Linked DNA regions of Homo sapiens: region 1 is linked to region 2. Evidence: chromatin loops called from intact Hi-C (ENCODE). Cell type or tissue: chondrocyte. All regions are shown on one strand. Links, peaks and the distances in the headings refer to the core of each region. The heading gives the core; the rest is flanking DNA. Region 1 overlaps RIBC2 (RIB43A domain with coiled-coils 2). Region 2 overlaps PRR5-ARHGAP8 (PRR5-ARHGAP8 readthrough).

What was found. Peaks named below come from ENCODE experiments on the same cell type or tissue, not always from the same donor. Only the 100,000 strongest peaks of a DNase experiment are listed, where the experiment ranks them.
Region 1: a loop joins it to region 2, with 4 times the contacts of the local background. A loop is called at or near these places in 1 of 110 quality-filtered maps.

What each region holds. Positions count from the first base shown.
Region 1 is chr22:45,425,825-45,435,135 of GRCh38, reverse strand. It overlaps RIBC2 (RIB43A domain with coiled-coils 2), which reads right to left. Exons shown (of 7, transcript NM_015653.5): 5 at 8,961-9,188; 6 at 4,070-4,236; 7 at 2,627-2,852. The coding sequence ends at 2,774. Among named protein-coding and RNA genes, the nearest start is that of RIBC2, 17 kb to the right of the region's middle. In chondrocyte, for the core only: no CTCF peak of the experiment used is centred there; DNase peaks (open chromatin) are centred at 3,975, 4,555, 5,005, 5,595 and 1 weaker place.
Region 2 is chr22:44,816,151-44,826,465 of GRCh38, reverse strand. It overlaps PRR5-ARHGAP8 (PRR5-ARHGAP8 readthrough), which reads right to left. Exons shown (of 15, transcript NM_181334.6): 9 at 3,997-4,095; 10 at 873-983. It overlaps ARHGAP8 (Rho GTPase activating protein 8), which reads right to left. Exons shown (of 12, transcript NM_181335.3): 6 at 3,997-4,095; 7 at 873-983. Among named protein-coding and RNA genes, the nearest start is that of ARHGAP8, 69 kb to the right of the region's middle. RefSeq lists a silencer at 5,592-5,691 and an enhancer at 10,047-10,315. In chondrocyte, for the core only: CTCF peaks have their summits at 5,460 and 5,677 (motif pointing left); no DNase peak of the experiment used is centred there.

The DNA.
Region 1 (9,311 bases), core at 34-8,033, 610 kb before region 2:
AGTGATGCATGTACAAGCCAAGGAACACCAGAGATCACCAGCAAACTACCAGGAGCTGGGGCAGAGGCCCGGAACAGATCCTTCTTCGCAGCCTCAGAGGGAAGCAACACAGCCTACACCTCAATTTGGACTTCTGGCCTCCAGCACCTCGAGGAACTCTAAGTTTCTCCTGGTTAAGCCACTCAGTCTGCAGGCATTTGTTAATGGCAGCCTGGGAAATGAGTACACCCCGAACCCCTTTCCCTACAGGGAGTGTCCGTGTTACCGTTAGTCACTGTGAAAATACGCAGCTCCAGTTCAGGAAACAAGGGGTGAGCAGCTGGCTGAGAGTTTTGAAGCCCTGGGATCCGCATGGTGGCCCTGCCTGGTGCAGTGAGAACAGTGAGGTCCTTCATTTTGTGGATGCAAAACGAGGCTAAGCAGCTGCTTTCCAGCGGTGCGATGGGGGCAGTTTAAAGAGACCACCTGCCCAAGAGGCCCAGTGGGAGCCTGGTACACAGGGCGTGCTAACAAACCGACTCTCGCCCTCCCCTCTCTGGCTTTACATCACAATCCACACTCTAGTTACAGGTCCTGAGGCAGTCCCCTGGGTCCCACCCGTGGTCCCACACCAGCCTGGGGGTGGCAGCATTACTTGATCGACTGTGAATTTGAACAACGTCTTCAGTGTGGTCATTTGTTCAAATGCTTTGCCTGGGAGCCCGTGTGGGCCTGGATCCAGAGGGAGGCATAAAGTCTGTCTGCAAAGCCTTGCCTCCCTTTTGGCAGCCCCTGGGTGGCCTGAGCCTGCTGGGCTGCTAGAGCACACCCAGCCCTCTCTGCCTGGCCGACAACTCTCTCCAAGCTCCCCTTTTGCCTTCAGGATAAAGTCTGCAGCCTTCCTCGTCGGCCCGCCTGCTCCTCACACCTTGGCCACACACCTCTTCCTTCCACCCCCACCCCACACCAGACCCCAGGCCCTCTACACACCCACCTCAGCGGATACTGCCCTGCCACTTCTCTCCTGGACACCGCAGTGCCTTTGTTTATGCCTGCTAGCAAGTCCAGCCCCACTCTGTCCACCTAAAAACCCTACCGATCCTGAGGCTCAGGTGAAACGTCAGCCAGTGAAGGGTCTGAGCATGGGAAGAACCAGAGGGGCATTTAGACGGAGGGTAAAGTGAGCTAAGCTGTCTGCACTGGAGTATCCAGCTCTATCTCAGCTAAGGATAACATGCCAAGAGCTGCCATCTGTCAATGGCCCTGGGTATATGGCCCCACAAGAAACCCATGTGGAGGAGGAAGAGGTTAACTGGGGTGGGGGAACCCAGTGATTTCTAGGCTTTGGGGCCAGAAATCCTGTCCTTGACCTCAAGGACAGGGCTGGACTTAGTCCCCACTCTCAGTGGAAAATGCCTCCCCACACCTCCTGCCTGGCAATTTCCAAGTCACTCTTCAAGTGTGGCCTGCAGCAGATAGCTAGTTGTCCCCTAATATGTATTACTTCATTTGTATACAGTTGTAGAATGATGGTCTGGTCACACGGTCAGCCAGCTAAGCTTCCCAGCCTCCATTCACGTAGGTGTGGTCACATGACTGAATTCTGCTCCATGCGATACAAGCGGAGGTGAAATGCACTTTCCATGCCATGTCTCCATGTTGTCATGGAGAAGTAGCATGCCGACCCCCTTCTTTTTTGCCTTTCCTCCTCGCTGCTGGCCAGAGCGTGGCAGGATGGTGGAGGCCGGAGCAGCATCCTGGACCACAAGACAGGAGCTGCGTGTGGCAGCGGAGAGGACAGAGCCACAAGCTGGAAGGAGCCTCAGCAGAGCCACCATATGAGCTTGCACTTCTATGAGAGCAGAAATTAGCCTCTGGTTTTGTTTTTGTCTGTTTGTTTTTTTGACAGAGTCTTGCTCTGTCGCTAGGCTGGAGTGCAGTGGCGCAATTTTGGCTCACTGCAACCTCCACCTCCTGGGTTCAAGCAATTCTCCTGCCTCAGACTCCCAACTAGCTGGGACTACAGGCGCGCACCACCACGTCCGGCTAATTTTTGTATTTTTAGTAGAGACGGGGTTTCACCATGTTGGCCAGGATGGTCTTGAACTCCTGACCTCATGATCCGCCCACCTCAGCCTCCCAAAGTGCTGGGATTACAGGCGTAAGCCATAGTGCCTGGCCGAGCCTCTGTTGTGTCAAGGCCACTGCTGTTTCAGGTCAGCTGTAGGAGCTGGCCGAGTGAAGTGCCTGAGAGCCACTTATCCTTGGGTTCAATCCCAAGCGCCCACACTTCCTGGGGGTATGACCTCGCCAAGTCACTTAACGTGTCTGTAACTCAGGTTATTCAACTAGAAAATGTGAGTAGTAAAAATACGCACCACCAGCTGTTGTGAGAATCACATTAGTGAATTCTACATGAAGTGTTTGGATTTGCACAGAGCTCGCATTTGGCAGCAGTAACGATTACTGCAGCTGAACCTAGAGTCTGTGCGGAACACAGGCCCACCTTAAATACCACCTTAAATACCACCTCTCTCTAGGGTGGCCCTGAGCAGGCCCGTGTGGAGCTACTTCCTAGAGCCCCACTCAAGACCTTCGCTGAGCTGAGTTGAACAGAAACGAATGTTCCTCACAGAAATACACGGGAGAGGTTAGATAAATGTTTTGTCCACAGTGGACGATTACAGCTGAAGGGTACTTGTGGCCCAAGGAGTGTATCTTTAAAAAAGAAACGTGACTCTTTAAGGTAGCCACTCTTTATACGTGAATGACGGGAACAAGGGTGTGTTCCTCATTATCGACTTCCTGTATTAAATTGTGTGAAATAGTCTCCCGTGGGTTGATTTGTATAGACTTCATTCATATATTTTTTCCTGATAACAAAATGAGAAAAAAAAAAGGTCAGCAAATGTGTATACTTCCTATTCTTTCTTTTTTTTTTTTTTGAAAAGGCACACAAACTTTTTATTAGTGTGTTATCCCCAAAATACAGAATACGTTTCATACCTAATGAGCCCCCCAAAATGATCCATCTCAACCGCTCCTCAGCGGCGAGGGTCACTTTTTAATTACACTGCAGTTAGATTAGGGACTTACACCAGTAACATTTGGGGACATAAGAAAATTAAATCTCCGTGGGTGTTCACCCTGTTTGATTTCTCAGATCATTCTTTTCTTGTTTTTAGAGACAACATCTCTCTCTGCCACCCAGGGTGGAGTGCAGTGGTGCGATCATTGCTCACTGCAGCCTCCAGCCCCTGGGCTCAGGCCATCCTCCTGCCTCAGCCTCCCCAGTAGCTGGGATTTCAACTGTGTGCCACCATGCCTGGCTAATTTTTGTCTTTTTAGTTTAGTTTTATTTTAGTTTCACCATGTTGGCCAGTCTGGTCTCAAACTCCTGACCTCATAATCCGCCCGCCTCAGCCTCCCAAAGTGCTGGGATTACAGGCGTGAGCCACCGAGCCCAGCCCTCAGATCACTCTTAATGCTCCTTTTAGGCCTTCAGCAGAAGTGATAACAGATGGACCCACAAGCAACCAGATATCGGATTGGAGAAAATATTCCTGGGTCCCCCCTGAGTTTAAGCCAAGAGCTAGATAAATAAGTAAATAAATACTGTGTTTTTCAGGTGCAAGTTCACCTGTTTGCTTGCATTTGACATCTTCTTGTAGCTGGAGCTCTGAACTCTTGGAGTCCTGTCTATAACCAAGAGACTCCAGGCTTTTCTGGGGCAGCCCAGGAGCCCCTCTCTCTACCTGGAAAGCCGTCCCTGAATAGGCAGTGCCATCCTCCTCCTGGGTCTCACCAATGAAGCCTCCTCCAGGAAGCCTTCCTGACTCCCCCAGCAGACTCAGTGCTCTTCCCTGGGGCTTTCCGGTGCCCTCCACCCATGCACCCCGTGTGGACAGCAGTGACCTGTGGCCCATGGGTCTGTCAACCCAAGCCAGCCCACTTGAGGTCCACAGTGTCCAGATGAGGACCACCAGGGCGGGGTGTTTCCCCTCCTGCCCCCTCCTCGTCCTTGACCTCCACAGCCCCGCGGTCCCTCCACCCGGTCCCCCACCTGGCCCTGGTCCCACCCAGCACTCACTGCAAATGCTGCTCCTTGGCCAGGCTGAGGTTGCTGCTGTCCAGAGCTCTGCGCAGGTCGCGCTGCCGCCGCCACTGCTGCCGCTCAAACAGCAGGGTGGCGCGAGCCCCCTGAATCCTCCGCCGGTCCCAGTCCAGGTCTCGCTGGCGCTTTTCTTCCTGGAGCCTCTGGAAGGAAAAGAGGCGGCTCACCACCACCTTTCCCCAGAGCCAAAGAACCCCAGGGGATTATCTAGGAGGCCTGGCCTCTCATTCTACAGATGGGGAAACTGAGGCTCAGAGGACGAGCAGGTAGGTGACCGATGTCATGCAGGAAGCCAGAGGAGACCCCCAGCCTGCCCTCATTCCATGTGGCCCAGCTGCCCTCCCCCGTCAGGAGGTGCTGGCCGTCCTCCTTCTCCTAAAGGCACAGCAGGGACTCAATTCCTACAGCAGCCTCCACTCCCAGCTCCGGGGTGCAGGGCTCCCAGGTGCAGGCTGGGCCCAGAGTCTTCCTTCTCAGGTCCTCAGGGGGCTCCCTGGCTCAGTCAGCTGTCAGATGCCACCTCCATGAGCCATGGCCGGCTGCCCCACAGCTGAACGCAGATCACCTGGGCAGCTTCCAGAACATGCAGACACCACAGCCTCACCCGGTGACAGGAAGGTTATGGTCCTAGAGGGGCACCCCAACCCCTGAGTTGCTATGTTTCAGCTCATTCCTCACTGCCCTCCTCACTGTGAAAACTCTGGAGCCCTGGAAGAGGAAGCTGGATTTGTGTGGAGGAAGGGGTACTTCCCCGTGTGTTGTCAGCTTTGTTAGGGCTGAAGACGAGTCCCCTTTGCCCACGTTTGCCATTTTTAGGGCAGAGCCTCCTCCCGCCAAATAAGCAAGGATGTGTCCGGTGAGTGGCACGGGGGTCTGGGCGGCCCCATCCTGGGACTGAAGGCAGGCTGGCGGGCTTTGTCACCCACGAGGCAAGTCACCCTGCTCTCATGAACCTCAGTGTCCCCCGCTGTAAAGCCAGGCTGCTCTCAGGAGCCCAGGGTCATCACACAAGCTGCTTGGTGGCAAACAGGGAATGGCATGGGACACACTCACCCGGGCTAAGAGCAAAGCAGACAGCCCAGCTGTTTGAGGTGAGATCTCAACTTTCCCAGTTACCTCCAAGCATAGAAAAGGGGATGGAGGCAAGGACCCAGAAAGGAAGCGGGCAGTAGTTCTGAGTGGGGAGGTTTCATGTGTGTTTTTCCCCCTTTGTGCTTTTCTGTCTTCTTAATTTTCTACAAAAAATGAAAACTAGACAGCAATACTGCTTTCAGGATGGCCGGCCGATCTCCTGTGCCAGATGGTCCAGGCAGAGCGGCAGTCCTGAAGCACAGAGCAGGGCCCTGGACCCCCATTCCAGCCCCGGCGCCCTTTCCACCTTGGACTACTTCCTGAACTTCACGCCCCCTGCCTGCCCAGGTCCCGGCCCCACTGCAGCCTCCCACACATGTGCACCTCTGGCCTGCAGGGAAGCAGGTGGACGAGCTGCCCCACCCACTCCTCATGCCCTGGTCCACGCCACCGCCACTGTCCCTCCTCCTCCCCAGACCCACCAGATCAGAAGCTTACACCAACTATGGCACCTGCCACCCCAGCCTGGCCTCTTCCACCCACTCTTTGCAGGTTTGAGACCCTCTCCAGATCTCTCCTGCCAGGATTCTCAGTGGTTTCAGCACACACAGAGACAGCCCTCTCTTGTCCCCAGCTGCTCAGCTCTCCTGCCTCCTCTCCAAAGATCTAGTCCCGGCTTCACCTTCTCACCCACTGGGCACACCCTACCAGTGGTTCTCAAACTTGAGTAGGCATCAGAATCCCCTGGGGGCTTTCGAAACCACAGACTGCAGGCCCCACCCGGCCGATGCTGTGGGTCCGGAGACCCTCCCTTTGGGACCCTCCACCCTTCCGTTGTCATTACCAATAACAGTCTCACTGCTCTAACCTGTCTCTTCCACTCTCTCTCCAAGTCCCTGATTCCAATGATTATGCCCCCCGCAAAGTGTGACCTCCAGTCTGCTGGCCGCCACTTTTCCAATCTCTCTCTGGCCCCCTGGTTCGTCTCATGGCAGATGCTCCCAGGCCAATACCCTCGGCCCCCTGAGTCCTTCACTTGATCAGGCAGGCGGTGACCACAATGAATCTGGCTAAGCATGGTGGGGGACACCCTGACAGTGCTCTCTGGGGTGACCCAGACTATGGGGTGACCCAGACCTATGGGGTGACCCAGTCATCTGACTATGACCCCCTAGTGGGCCCTGGGCACTGTCTGACCATCCTGTCCCCTTCCTCCAGGCTGTTCCCTCTCCAGCTCTTCTAGATGACCACTTAGCACTAACTCCCCCCGGCCCTGCTCAGTTCTACTTCTAAAAGGTAGAAAATGACGGTCACTTCAGTGGTCCTGAGCCACAGCCCCCAGTACAGATCAACTCAGGTCTCAATTCTGTTCACCCGCAAGCTCCCGCCCTGATGCCCCTTCCCGTGACTCCAGTGATGGCTCTGAGCTCCCAGAGGCCACACCAAGCCCTCAACTAGCACTCCATGTCCCTCGCTCTCCTGCAGCCCAGGGACACGGCTCCAGCAAGTCTCTCCTCTGGCATCAATTTCCCCCTCTACTGCATCACTCCGGCTGAATGACAAGCATGCTGTTATTTCTACAATCAAGACAAACAAAAACTTTCCCTTCACCTCATGGCCCCCACCAGCTCCTACTCCATTTCTCTGCACCCTTTACAGCAAACGCCTTGTAAGTGCTGTCTGCATGTGCCATCTCCATTCGTTTCCTGCCTGTTCTCTCTTGAGCCCATTAGGCTGGCAGCCCCACTCCTCTGCCAAACATGCTCCTTCCTGACAGGGTCCCTGGTGACTGCCATGGTGCTGGATCCAGCGTTTAGCCTGAGCATGGCAGCAGCGTTTGACCCAGGGGTTCCCCTCTCCTTCCCTCCCAAACACCTTTCCTCACTTGGCCTCCAGGAAACCACGGCTTGCATCTGTCCACCTCCCTGGCGGCCCCTTCTCAGATGCCTTTGCTCTTTATCAACAGTGGTGGTGAGAAGGGGGGTGCTGGGGAGGTGGGAGCAGGACTCAGTCCTCAGCTTTAAATACTCTCTGTAGGGCCGGGCATGGTGGCTCACGCCTGTAATCCCGGCACTATGGGAGGCTGAGGTGGGTGGATCACTTGAGACCAGGAGTTTGAGACCAGCCTGGCCAACATGACGATACCCTACCTCTACAAAAAATACAAAAAGCAGCTGGGTGTGGTGGTGCATGCCTGTAATCCCAACTACTGGGGAGGCTGAGGCAGGAGAATCGCTTGAACTCAGGAGGCAGAGGTTGCAGTGGGCCGAGACTGCATGACTGCACTCCAGCCAGGGTGATAGAGTGAGACTGTCTCAAAATACATGCATACATTCTCTCTGTAGGTGACGACTCACATTTATGCCTCTGGCCCAGACCTTGTTCTGAGCCCTATGTTACATATCCAGCTGCCTCCTGGGCTTTAATTGGAGATTGTGGCAGAAAATACTACTTGTCTCCCAGTAACCATTTTTCGTTCTTCTTTAGTAAAACAATCACCAGCACTTCACTGTCTGGAATAAACGCATTTCCTTGACTTCTTTAGAGTTAGGGGCAACCTTGTGACTAAGTGTTGTCCAGTGAAATGTAAGTGGAAATCTCCTTAGAGTGTTCTCCATTCCTCCTTCCTGGTAGCTGGACTATGCATGTGATGGCTGGTGCTCAAGCAGCCATCTTGCACTAAGAAGTGAGAGCCAGGAGCCAAGGATAGCAGGACATCAGTCAATGACCACAGAGCTGCCATACCAGCCCTGGACTGTTTTCCTGAGGATTTAGTCTACTTGCAAGAGAGAAAGTTCTATTTTGTTTAAGATGCTGTTATGTGTGGTTTTCTGCCACATTCAGGCAAATGTAATCCTAATAGATACAGATATCTAATGGACTTTGCACACTTGACGTATCCAAAATTGTAACTCTGATTTCCACCCCTCCCCACCCACCAACCTGCTCCTCCCACCACCTTCCCCATCTCTGGAAATGCCAATTCCATCCCTCTAGTTGCTCAGGCCACAGGACCTAGAGTCGCCTTTAACTCCTCTCTTTCACACGTCCCCACCCAATCATGCATCCAATCCTGTCGACTCTACCTTCAAAACAGATCCAGAATCTGACCATTGCTCAGCACCCCCACTGCCTGCCCCGTGGTCCCAGCCAGCATCACCTCTCGCTGTGAACACTGCAAAGGCCTTCCTGGAGATCTCCTTCCTTCCCCCTCAGCCCCTAGTGTCTGCCCTCAATCCAGGGGGATCACGCTGGGGATCCTGTTCAACCTAAGTCAGATCCTGTCACTTCTCTGTCCAAAACCCTGCAGAGTTCCCCGTCTCCGTCACAGAAGAAGCCAAAGTCCTCCCCAGTGGACTGCCAGGACCTCGACCGTCTGCCTCTGAGGCCTCCGTACCTGCCCCTCTCCTCACTCCACTCTAGTCACCAGGCTCCACGCCCTTCTCTGAGCAGGTCTGGCAGGGTCCTGCCTCAAGGCCTTTGCCCTTGCAGCTCACCCTGCCCGGTCGCCCTTTTCCCAGGTAGACACATGGCTCCCTCCCTACCCTCTTTTGGGTCTTTGCTTCAATGTCTTCCCATTCTACTGTCCTCTATCTTGGCACTCCTACTCCTAATGCCACATCATACGGGTGTGACACTATCTGGCTCTTGTCTCCCACCGACTAGAAGGGAAACTCCTTGAGGGCAGGTGCTAGGGCAGAGCACAAGGCCTGCTACAACTACATTTGTGCCTGGAAGGCAGTGGGAGCAAAGAGCCTGGCTCTATGGGCTCTGGAAAAAGGGGCGGGGCAGTCACCAGCTTCTCCTGGATTTGCTGCTTCTGGACTAGGCGGATCTGCTCCAGCTGCTCCTGGGTCATGCCCTTCCAGCGGTCAGGGACCACGCGGTGGGGCCCGAAGGAGCTGGCTGCCTGCTGCGGGTTCTCGGAGAGCAGGTCCCCACGCAGGAGGTTGGTGATCTCGGCCAAGTTGTCCTCTTGTTCTTGCTTTTTCTCTTGCTTTTTCCTTTCCACTGACTCGATGGCCTAAGCAGGTGAAGACATTAAAGAAGATGGTCCGAGTGACCCCAGGGGCATTCTGACACCCAGGCCAGCAAATCTCACTGGGGGCCCTCGAGGGGAGGATATGCTAAGGGCAGCAGGAGTCGG
Region 2 (10,315 bases), core at 1,435-9,434:
GAAGCAGAGCAAGACTCTGTTCCCGCCACCCCAAAAAAAGGTAGTATAACAGGAATAAGGAAACAAGCTGAGAGAAGAGGTGAGTTCAAGGTCATGTGGCTGATAAAGGGTATTAGGAAGGACAGGTTACGCTGCGGTAACAATGACCCTTAAATCTCAGCGGCTGAGCCCAGCACAAGCCTGTCTTCTCTATGCCTGTGTCCAGCCTGGGTGTTAGCAAGGTGCATGGTGATGCGGGGATCAGGGATGCAGAGTGACCACGTGCCGTCTCTACCGGACCCAGGCCTATACATCACCATGAGAGGCAGCTGCCCACTGGCTCTGGAAGCTTCCTCCTAGCACGACACACCCCACACCTACACCTAAGCACATCCCATGACCACGCCCTCCTTGAAGGTGGTGGGAAGTGTCTGTGTACCCGGAGGGCAGGGGGCAGCAGTGATGGAAGCTGGGGCGGGAACCCCAGAGACCCCCATCCACTACCCACTGCCGGTCCCCCCAATCAGGCACAGAGCAGTGACACGCACCCCCCCGACCAGGCACCCAGCACGCGCCCCCCCAACGAGGCACGGAGCAGCAAGCACGCGCCCCCCAACCAGGCACCGAGCAGCGAGCACGCGCCCCCCAACCAGGCACCGAGCAGCGAGCATGCGCCCCCCAACCAGGCACCGAGCAGCGAGCACGCGCCCCCCCAACCAGGCACTGAGCAGCGAGCCACGGCCTCAGTGATGAGCTCAGGCTTTATCTTTCCTGCAGGGTTCAGCTTGGCTGCTGGAGACAAACGTCTGGGGAAAATATTTCTGGACCCAGAAGCGCCCCACAGCTCCCAGGGCTCCAGGGCATAGGAGCAGGCACATCCCCGGCTCACTTACTATTGCAGACTGACGCCAAACTGCTGTGTGGGCAGCGGGGGCCGCGGCGGTGGTGTCTTGGTGGGAGGCGGCGTCCGGCCCTCGTGCAGGCTCTGGAGCTTCTCATCGTACCTGTAGACACAACAGAGGCTGGGATCTCACCTGGCAGGGGCAGCTGGCAGCCACGGAGGCGCTGGGTGGGGCTGGATGCCCCACCTGCAGGACACCTGGGCATCTCATCCCTCTGGGCGCACGTGCCACACTGCCAGCTCACACACACACTCACATACACACAGTCACAATCCCCCATTGCTGTGGGCTGTTCGCATAAGAGGCAGTAGTCCAACCTCCAGCAAATGTCCAGTCTCTCCTGAGGCCCCTGGCCAGCAGAGCAGCCTCACCTGCTTACCATGCGGTCAGCCCCAAGGTGGGCGTGACCACCCTCAGCTCTCGCAAGTGTCTGAATTTAAGACGAGAGCTGGCCGGTAATGCTAAAGGAACCTCGTCCCTTTTGTTAATTACTTTATCCCCAGTGCCTGGAAAGGGCTTGCTGCCTACTAGATGCTCAATTAAAATATTTGTTGAATGAAACAAGAAACCCATGAATGAACAGATGGACTCTGAAAAGGATGGATAAACTCTGAAGGAGGTGGTTAAAGCCTTCGGGTGAAAAGAACCTCTGTGCTCGGCACGGTGGCTCACGCCTGTAATCCCAACACTTTGGGAGGCCGAGGCAGGTGGATCACTTGAGGTTAGGAGTTTGAGACCAGCCCGGCCAACATGATGAAACCCCATCTCTACTGAAAATACAAAAATTAGCTGGGCATGGTTGTGCACACCTGTAATCCCAGCTACTCGGGAGGCTGAGGTAGGAGAATCACTTGAACCCAGGAGGTGGAGGTTGCAGAGAGCCGAGATTGCGCCATTGCACTCCAGCCTGGGCGATAGAGCAAGACTCCATCTCAAAAAAAAAAAAAAAAGAAAAGAAGAAGAAAGAAAAGAAAAGACCCTCTGTGCTCAGGTAACAGTCCTTCCTTAACACAGGCAAATACGTATTGAAGCCCTACTATGTGCCGGGCACTGTGCATACAGCAGGGACCCGGCCACAGGATGGGGGGGCACATGACCATTAGTTGGCAGCTCGGGAGTGAGGCAGTCAGTGACACAAGATGGTGCAGGGTTAGGCACCCGACAATGCAGGAAAGGTCTGCGGAGAAGGTGGTGCACTGGACTGAGCCTGGCCAGCCAAGCACGTGTGAGCTGCTACCACGTGCGGTTGTTTTTTGTGAGTTAATCACAGCGCTCTGCGCCCCAAGTGGCTCCCCAGAGATGTCTCGGTCCCTCATGAGGGGCCTACTGTAGAGGGGTTATTTTGTCTACTTTACAGATTGGGAAACTGAGGCTTGTCAAGGTCTGGTGACATGCCCCAGGTCACAAGCTGGGATGACAGCCAGGATTCAGCACCCCAAGGCCCTGCCCTGCCGCTGTGCCAGTGGGTCTCAGCCTCTGGTGCTCGCAGCACCCACCAGGAAGTATGTGGGGGTGGAGAAAATCCAGACTCAGCCCCACCCCCAGTCTAGAAGCTGCTCATTTAAAAGCATCAGCATTGGACGTGTCCTCTGGGGTTCTGCTGCATGGCTATGGAACAGGGGTGCCGGCTGCCTACTGAGTAAGTTCAGGAGCTCCCAATGCCCAAGCCCAAGCCCCTCTCCCAAACCTCATCCCCTCTGACTCACAGGACCCTGCACCCTCAGTGTTGCCAGCCACCTGCACATTCCAGAGGCCCTAGACTGCACCCAGTACCCACTGAGAAGCCGGAGCTGCGTGTTTCACAGATGCCGTCCATTTCATCCCCAAATCACTCTCCCACACAGGAGGATGTGAGTTACCCTTTGTCACCAGACCAAATCACTTCCACCACAGAGCTGCTACAAATACATCTTCTGAGCCGTCTCCATGGACTCCCCCGGATCACTTTAGTGAGGTCTGGGAGTGGGGTCTTGCCAGGGCCCACGGGCGACCAGGGATTCCCATCATCCTCTCATGGCCTCCAGGTCCAGTTCACTCTCCTCTGCTTGGCACCAAGGACTCCCGGCCCAAGGTGACCTCCAGCTTCACGTTCACCAACTTCTGCCTGATCACATGGGACTTCTCACTGCCTCCAGATCTCCCAATATTTCACCCATATGTTTGCAGGAGGGCTTCCCTCTGCTGGAAATGTGCTTCCCTGGCCTCTTCATCTAGCCAACTGTCCCTGTGAAACTCACTTTAAGAGCTACCTCCTCCTAGAAGTCTTCCTGGATTACCCCCACACACCAGTCCCCTCCCCAGCTGGGTTCTGTGCCTCCTCTGGCCCCTGTCATCACTGATTTGTGGCCCTCACTAGTCTGAGAGTGTCATGAGGGCAGAGACCACACTCCCTAAACACCTCTATATCCCAGCACCTGCCATGTGACTTGGCGTCCGGAGAGAAGTTATTATCTCCATTACCCCTGCAAGGCTACCAGCCTTCCCTGCACGTACTTTGGCAAGGGCCTGCTCCTTCAAAGGAGCGCCTCAGAGAGGGAGACACAGGGGCAGAGGGAACCCAGGCTGGGGGTCCAGAGACCCAGGCTGGATCTGGCCGCGCCCTGTACTGGCTGTGTGGCATACGCCTTTCTGGGCAGCCTCTATTCATCTGGGCCTACATTTAAGCCTTGTAGCAGACACACCAATTAAGCTTTCAGCATCCAGGAGACAGGTCGTTTTCTAGAGCACCCGTGACGTCCCTGAGAACACTTCATTCTGTACACAGCGTTATCCACACGCCTGGGAAATTCTCCTAATTTTCTGCTCAAAAGCAAAAACGGTAAACACCAAGGCAACAAACGGCCGTTGCCATGTTAGGGCTTATTTTTTAAATCAGTTTTGCAATGGTGGGCGAGGAAAACATCCCGTCCTGTATACAACCTTTGCCATTTCATTTCTCTGAGTCAGCAGTTAGCACCTTTTGCTGCGGATCTTTGTCGATGCCGCAGATTTCTGAGCCAAATCTAGCCAAGCACACATTTGGAAATCAAGCCTTAAACATTCATGGGACTGAACCAAGCCCTTTGGAAGCACGAAGATGTATTGATGCGGCTTCTGGGGTCTAACAGGCACTTACCGCAAAACTTCGGGAGGGATGACCAGCTGGTCGTATTTAAGGTGTTCGTGGAGCTCACTCAGGTAGTTGAAATAGATGACTTTCTTCCCAAACTTGTGACTAAGAAAGCAGAAGCAAGAGAATAAAGAACGATTAGGCGCCAGCAGAGAGGCCGAGGGTTGCAGGGAGGGAGGGGGAGTTGGCGGCAGAACAATGCAGGCATTTTTCATATTAAGAAAATGTAAACGCTGACACGACTTAAAACCCGAACATAACACAAGCAGCGCACGCCGGGAGATATTTTGCTTTCACGAGATCTCCAATGCACCAAACACGCTGGAGTGGCTCATCTGCATAAAAATAAATATCTGCCTCCAATTTACATCTGCCCTGAATTTGCATATAGGAGATAGCGCGGAAGTGCCAAGAAGCGCTTTTGGGGGATGCAGGCTAGACAGGGGGCACTAAGCCACTGGCACAGAGAGAGCAGCTCTGAGGTTGAAGCCTGCCCCAGGGCAGCCTCAGTTGCTCGCGGTTTTGGGGTCAGTGGTGGCTTCACATTTGGCCACCTCTTCTAAGGAGAGGAACCAATGAGGCTCTCCAGGTTTGTCTCCAGGACAGTCTCTCGGACCCCAGGGAGCAGCGCAGCCACAAGGCCAGACATGCCCTGACCAGGTGCAGCAACTCCGTCTTCTCCCTCCTCTTGTGCCCCAGGGCAATTCACTCCCTCTCAGGGCCTGGGTCTGAAAGTGGGGGTTCTCCCTCCTAAGTGAGGGCGGAAGACAATGCAAGGCTATTTGCAGGTCTAGTCCACTGCCTGACGTCTGGTGGACATGCTCGCTGTGACGACTGCTATTAGTAACAAGGCTCAGCATGAATTGCAAAGTGGGGATCATTGACAGATGGATGCGAGCACGCCTTTATAAGAAGCCTGTAATCCCCGCCTTCTTTATGATAGTCTAGGTTTGGTTTTTGCCATAAATATATCATTTGAGTTTTATTTTGGAGGACAGTATTATTTCTTTATTGTATATGTTTAAGATATACAACTTTTTTTTTTTCGAGATGGAGTCTCGCTCTGTCACCCAGGCTGGAGTGCAGTGGTGTGATCTCGGCTCACTGCAAGCTCCGCCTCCTGGGTTCAAGTGATTCTCCTGCCTCAGCCTCCCAAGTAGCTGGGATTAAGGTGCACACCACCACGCCTGGCTAATTTTTGTATTTTTAGTAGAGACGGGGTTTCAACATGTTAGCCAGGATGGTCTCGATCTCCTGACCTCGTGATCCGCCCGCCTTGGCCTCCCAAAGTGCTGGGATTACAGGCATGAGCCACCGTGCCTGGCCAAGATATACAACTATTAATGTGGGTAAAGAATTATGTTGTTACTGGAAAAGGAAAGTTATGTATTCAGCCAAACCGAAGATATTTTATGTTATTTTATGACAATTTGAAAGTCTTGAAATAAGTATTCATGTATTTTCAATGTCGTTTATTTTGTGAAATCAAAATAATTCAAGTTACCGTGGCAAAAACAAAAAATACGGAGATCATGACAGGTAGGAGAATCCAAAGGGACAGCGGCCGCCCAGTGCTCAGCCCAAAGCTCAGCCCACAGCTCAGTCCAGCGCCAGCACCAGCGCCAGGTGGTTCCTAAAGGAGCCCCGAGGGAGGCCGAGCTGTGTGCACTGGCTCCCCCTAGTGGACGAGAAAGAATCGGACCCGGGGGCTGAGGGAGGAGGGCGGGGATTGCCAGGTTTCTGTATTCAAGGACACTGCCAGGTAGGCCAGGGAACCCGGGCTGAAGGCTGGGGCTGCAGAATAGCCACCAAAGTGCAGTGTGCCCCTCACCCCAAGCACAAGGGGAGGGAGGAAAGCGGGGCCTGCCTTAGTGCCTGCACCCCAGCCCCCGGAGGGAAGGGGCTGGTGGGACCCCTGCAGGAGTGTCCTCACCGCCTGCCCATTTAGACGCCACAGGACTCGGGGACAGTCTGGTCTCTGCTGGAAGGATGCCGGAGGGTGTCCCCGGGGCTGTGAAGTACTGTCAACGTCCTGTGTGATGGGCGGGAGGAACCCACTAAGGGCAAAGGGAGTCTTGCCCCTCTGCAGGAACCATTCTCAGGGACAGAGGTGCCCGCTTCAGAGCTGCAGGGAGGCCTCCCATGCCCAGCCCCTCACCTTCCTCTCTGCAACCTCCCTGACCTGTCCTGCAGGCCAGGCTCTGCCAAACACGGACTCTGGGACAGGTGCAGCCAGGGCCCTGCCACTTGCCTCTCCTCTCGGGAAAGGGCCCACAGGCCAGCTCAGCCAGGGGCTCCCAACACGGCGTGCGGCAGAGTTGCTGGGGTTTTGTTAGACCTGCAGCCACAGGCACCACCTGCGGGGATCTGAGTCAGGAGGTCTGGCGAGACCCAGGGCCTCAGAGTTCCTCTACTTCCTTCATTTACAAATGAGGACTTGGGAAACAGAGAGGTTATGTGGCTGCCCAAGATCTCACAGGCAATGGGCTGCGGAGCCCAATCTGGGCTCCAGAGCCCCAGCCCAATTCCTATGGTCCTCTCCTGGCAGCTGCTTATGTCCAGGCATGAGGCAGAATGAGGGGTAGAACCACACAGGCTCAGGTTGGATCCCAGCCCACGCCCCCTCTCATGGTGCGACTTGGGCGTAACCTCTCTGAGCACCAACCTCCTCTTCTTTGGAATGGGGAAAATGTGGCTGACTTCACAGTACTGTTTTGCGGTGCTGGCACATAAGGTGCGTAAGATATTGGAATCAAATTAATACAAAAGGGTAGTTTTAAAAGATTTTTTTTTCTTTTTTCTGAGGTGGAGTTTCGCTCTTATTGCCCAGGCTGGAGTGCAATGGCGCGATCTTGGCTCACTGCAACCTCCGTCTCCCGGGTTCAAGCGATTCTCGTAGCTCACCCTCCTGAGTAGCTGGGATTACAGGCGCCTGCCACCACTCCCCGCTAATTTTTTGTATTTTTAATAGAGATAGGGTTTCGCCATATTGGCCAGGCTGGTCTCGAACTCCTGACCTCAGGTAATCTGCCCACATTGGCCTCCCAAAGTGCTGGGATTACAGGGGTGAGCCACCACGCCCAGCCAACTTAAAAACATTTTAAATCAGGGCCAGGTGCAGTGGCTCATGCCTATAATCCCAGCACTTTGAGAGGCCGAGGCTGGAGGATTACTTGAGGTTAGGAATTGGAGAGGAGCCTGGGTAACATGGCAAAACCCTGTCTCTACTAAAAGTTCAAAATTTAGCTGGGCATGGTGGCGTGCCTGTAGTCCCAACTACTTGGAAGGCTGAGGTGGGAGGATCACCTGAGTCCAGGAGTTCGAGGCTACAGTGAGCCGTGATGGCACCACTGCACTCCAGCCTGGGCAACAGACTGAGACCTTGTCTCAAAGCAATGAAACAAAACAAAACAACAACAAACAAAAAACACAGTACTAGCAGCTAACATTGAGTATTTGCCTGGCAGGCCCTATTCTAAACAGTCAACATGGTGCGCTCCTATAATCCCAACACTTTGAGAGGCTGAGAAAGGAGGATCACTTGAGGCCAGGAGTTCCAGTCCAGCCTGGGCAACATAGCGAGACCCTGTCTCAACAAAAAATTGTTTTAAACTAGCTGGGCACAGTGGTGCGCACCTGTAATCCCGGCTATGTGAGAGGCTGAGGTGGGAGGACCACTTGAGCCCAGGAGGTTAAGGATGCAGTGAGCCATGATTGCACCACTGCACTCCAGCCGGGCTGATGGAACAAGAACCTATGAAAAAAAAAGAGAAAAGGAAGGAAGGAAGAAAAATAAAATAAACACTATATGTATTAAGTCAGTGAATTATTATGACAATGGAATGACTTAAATAGCCTTGTCAGCCACATGGGGAAACTGAGGCAGAGAGGGGTTGGCTCTTTTGTTGAGGGTAATGGGTAATGGATGGCAAGGGGCAGAGCAGTCGAGCCCAGGCAGTCTGGTGCCATCACCATCACGCTGCCACGTGGAAAACAGGAGGAGCAGGTGAATTTTTTTTTTTTTTGAGACTGGAGTCTCACTCTTGTTGCCCAGGCTGGAGTGCAATGGTGTGATCTCGGCTCACCGCAACCTCTGCCTCCTGGATTCAAGTGATTCTCCTGCGTCAGCCTCCCAAGTAGCTGAGATTACAGTCATGCGCCACCACGCCCAGCTGATTTTTGTATTTTTAGTAGAGACGGGGTTTCACCATGTTGGTCAGGCTTGTCACGAACTCCTGACCTCAAGTGATCCTCCCATCTCGGCCTCCCAAAGTGCTGGGATTACAGGCGTGAGCCACTGTGCCTGGCCAAGCAGGTGAACTTTTTTTCCAAGAACCTTAGAGGTTTCTAGAACTCTTAAGTACAACAAAGTCTGACTCTGTCGCCCAGGCTGGAGTGCAGTGGTGCTATCTCAGCTCACTTCAGTCTCTGCCTCTCGAACTCAAGCAATCCTCCCACCTCAGCCTCCTGAATAGCTGGGACTAAGGTACGCGCCACCATGCCTGGCTGATTTTTATCTGTTTTGTAGAGGCGAGGTTCCGCCATGTTACCCAGGCTGGTCTTAAACTCCTGGGCTCAAGTGATCCACCTGCCTTGGCCTCCCAAAGTGTTGGGATTACAGGTGTGAGCCACCATGCCTCGCCCTCTAAGGACTTTTCTCTGTTTTTTGAGATGGAGTTTCGCTCTTGTCACCCAGACTGGAGTGCAATGGTGCAATCTTGACTCACTGCAACCTCTGCCTCGTGGGTTCAAGCCTCAATTCTCCTGCCTCAGCTTCCTGAGTAGCTGGGATTATACGCGCCCACCACCACACCCGCTAATTTTTTGTGTTTTTAGTAGAGACGGGGTTTTGCCATGTTGAGCAGGCTGGTCTTGAACTCCTTACCTCAGGTGATCCGCTAGCCTCAGCCTCCCAAAGTGCTGAGATTACAGACGTGAGCTATTGCGCCCAGCCCCTCTAAGGACTTTTCTAAGGTAAATGACAGGACTAGCTTTTTTGCTATGTCAAATATGTCACATGTCACATAGGGCACAAGGGTGCTGGGCCTGGTTAAACACAAACAAAACCTCACCTTCCAATAGGGGAATGTGTGCGGCATAGGCCAGTAGGTGAGAAAAACTGGCAGGAAATTCTAGTGACATGAAAGGAGCTCTTTGGCCCCAAAAATCTCTCCTTCTATTAAGCAGGAGCTGACTCAAGTCTGCTGCTCTGGGAATTCTCCCAGTGTGCCTCAGGACCACACGATTCAGTCCCTGGAATGACAGCTTTGGGAGCTGATAAGAAAAGAAGGCCGGGCATGGTGGCTCACGCCTGTAATCCCAGGACTTTGGGAGGCCGAGGCGGGTGGATCAACCTGAGGTCAGGAGCTTGAGACCAGCCTGGCCAACATGGTGAAACCCCGTCTCTACTAAAAACACAAAAATTAGCCAGGCGTGGTGGCAGGTGCCTGTAATCCCAGCTACTTGGGAGGCTGAGGCAGGAGAATCGCTTGAACCCAGGAGGCAGAGGTAGCAGTGAGCCGAGATGGCGCCATTGCACTCCAGCCTGGGGGACAAAAGCGAGACTTCGTCTCAAAAAAAAAAAAAAAAAAGAAAGAAAGAAAGAAAAAAGAAAGAAAAGAAAGGCTCCAAGCCGCCTGGCAGGGCAGTTCTTTTTTTTTTTTTTTTTTTTTGAGACAGGGTCTTGCTTGTTGCCCAGGCTGAAATGCAATGGCACAAACACAAGCCACTGCAGCCTTGAAGTCCTGGACTCAAGCAATCCTCCTGCTTTGGCCTCCCGTGTAGCTGGGACCACAGGCGCATGCTACACATCCGGCTAATTTTTATATTTTTTATAGAGGTGGGGCTCACTTTCTTGCCCAGGTCACACTCCTGGGCTCAAGTGATCCTCCTGCCTTGGCCTCCCAAAGTGCTATGATTAGTAGCATGAGCCACTGTGTCTGGCTGCAGAGTAGCTCTCGATGTGCCCAAGGACCAGTGCTTGCCAACATTCCTCTGAGTACCAGTCACATTAAGAGACAAAGGGACACAGGGACAAGGGTGGGACGGGGCAGTGTAGCCCTTGGGGCGGGAGACGGCTGGTGGGAAGACAGGCAGGTGCCTGAGAGCCTGAGCTGTCCATGCTCCTGGGGGGCCGAGATGCTTCCCAGGGATGGATGGGGAAATGGGAAGGAGACAGTGTGGATTCCGAGGTCCCAGCTGGCATTCCAGCTCTGTCTGAGTGCTCCCTGTACACGGAGCGTCACACCCACTCACACGGTGTCTGTGGGGCACGAGAAGAGACCTGTGTCAGCAGCAGCCTCAGAGCCACGAGTGGGCTTCAACA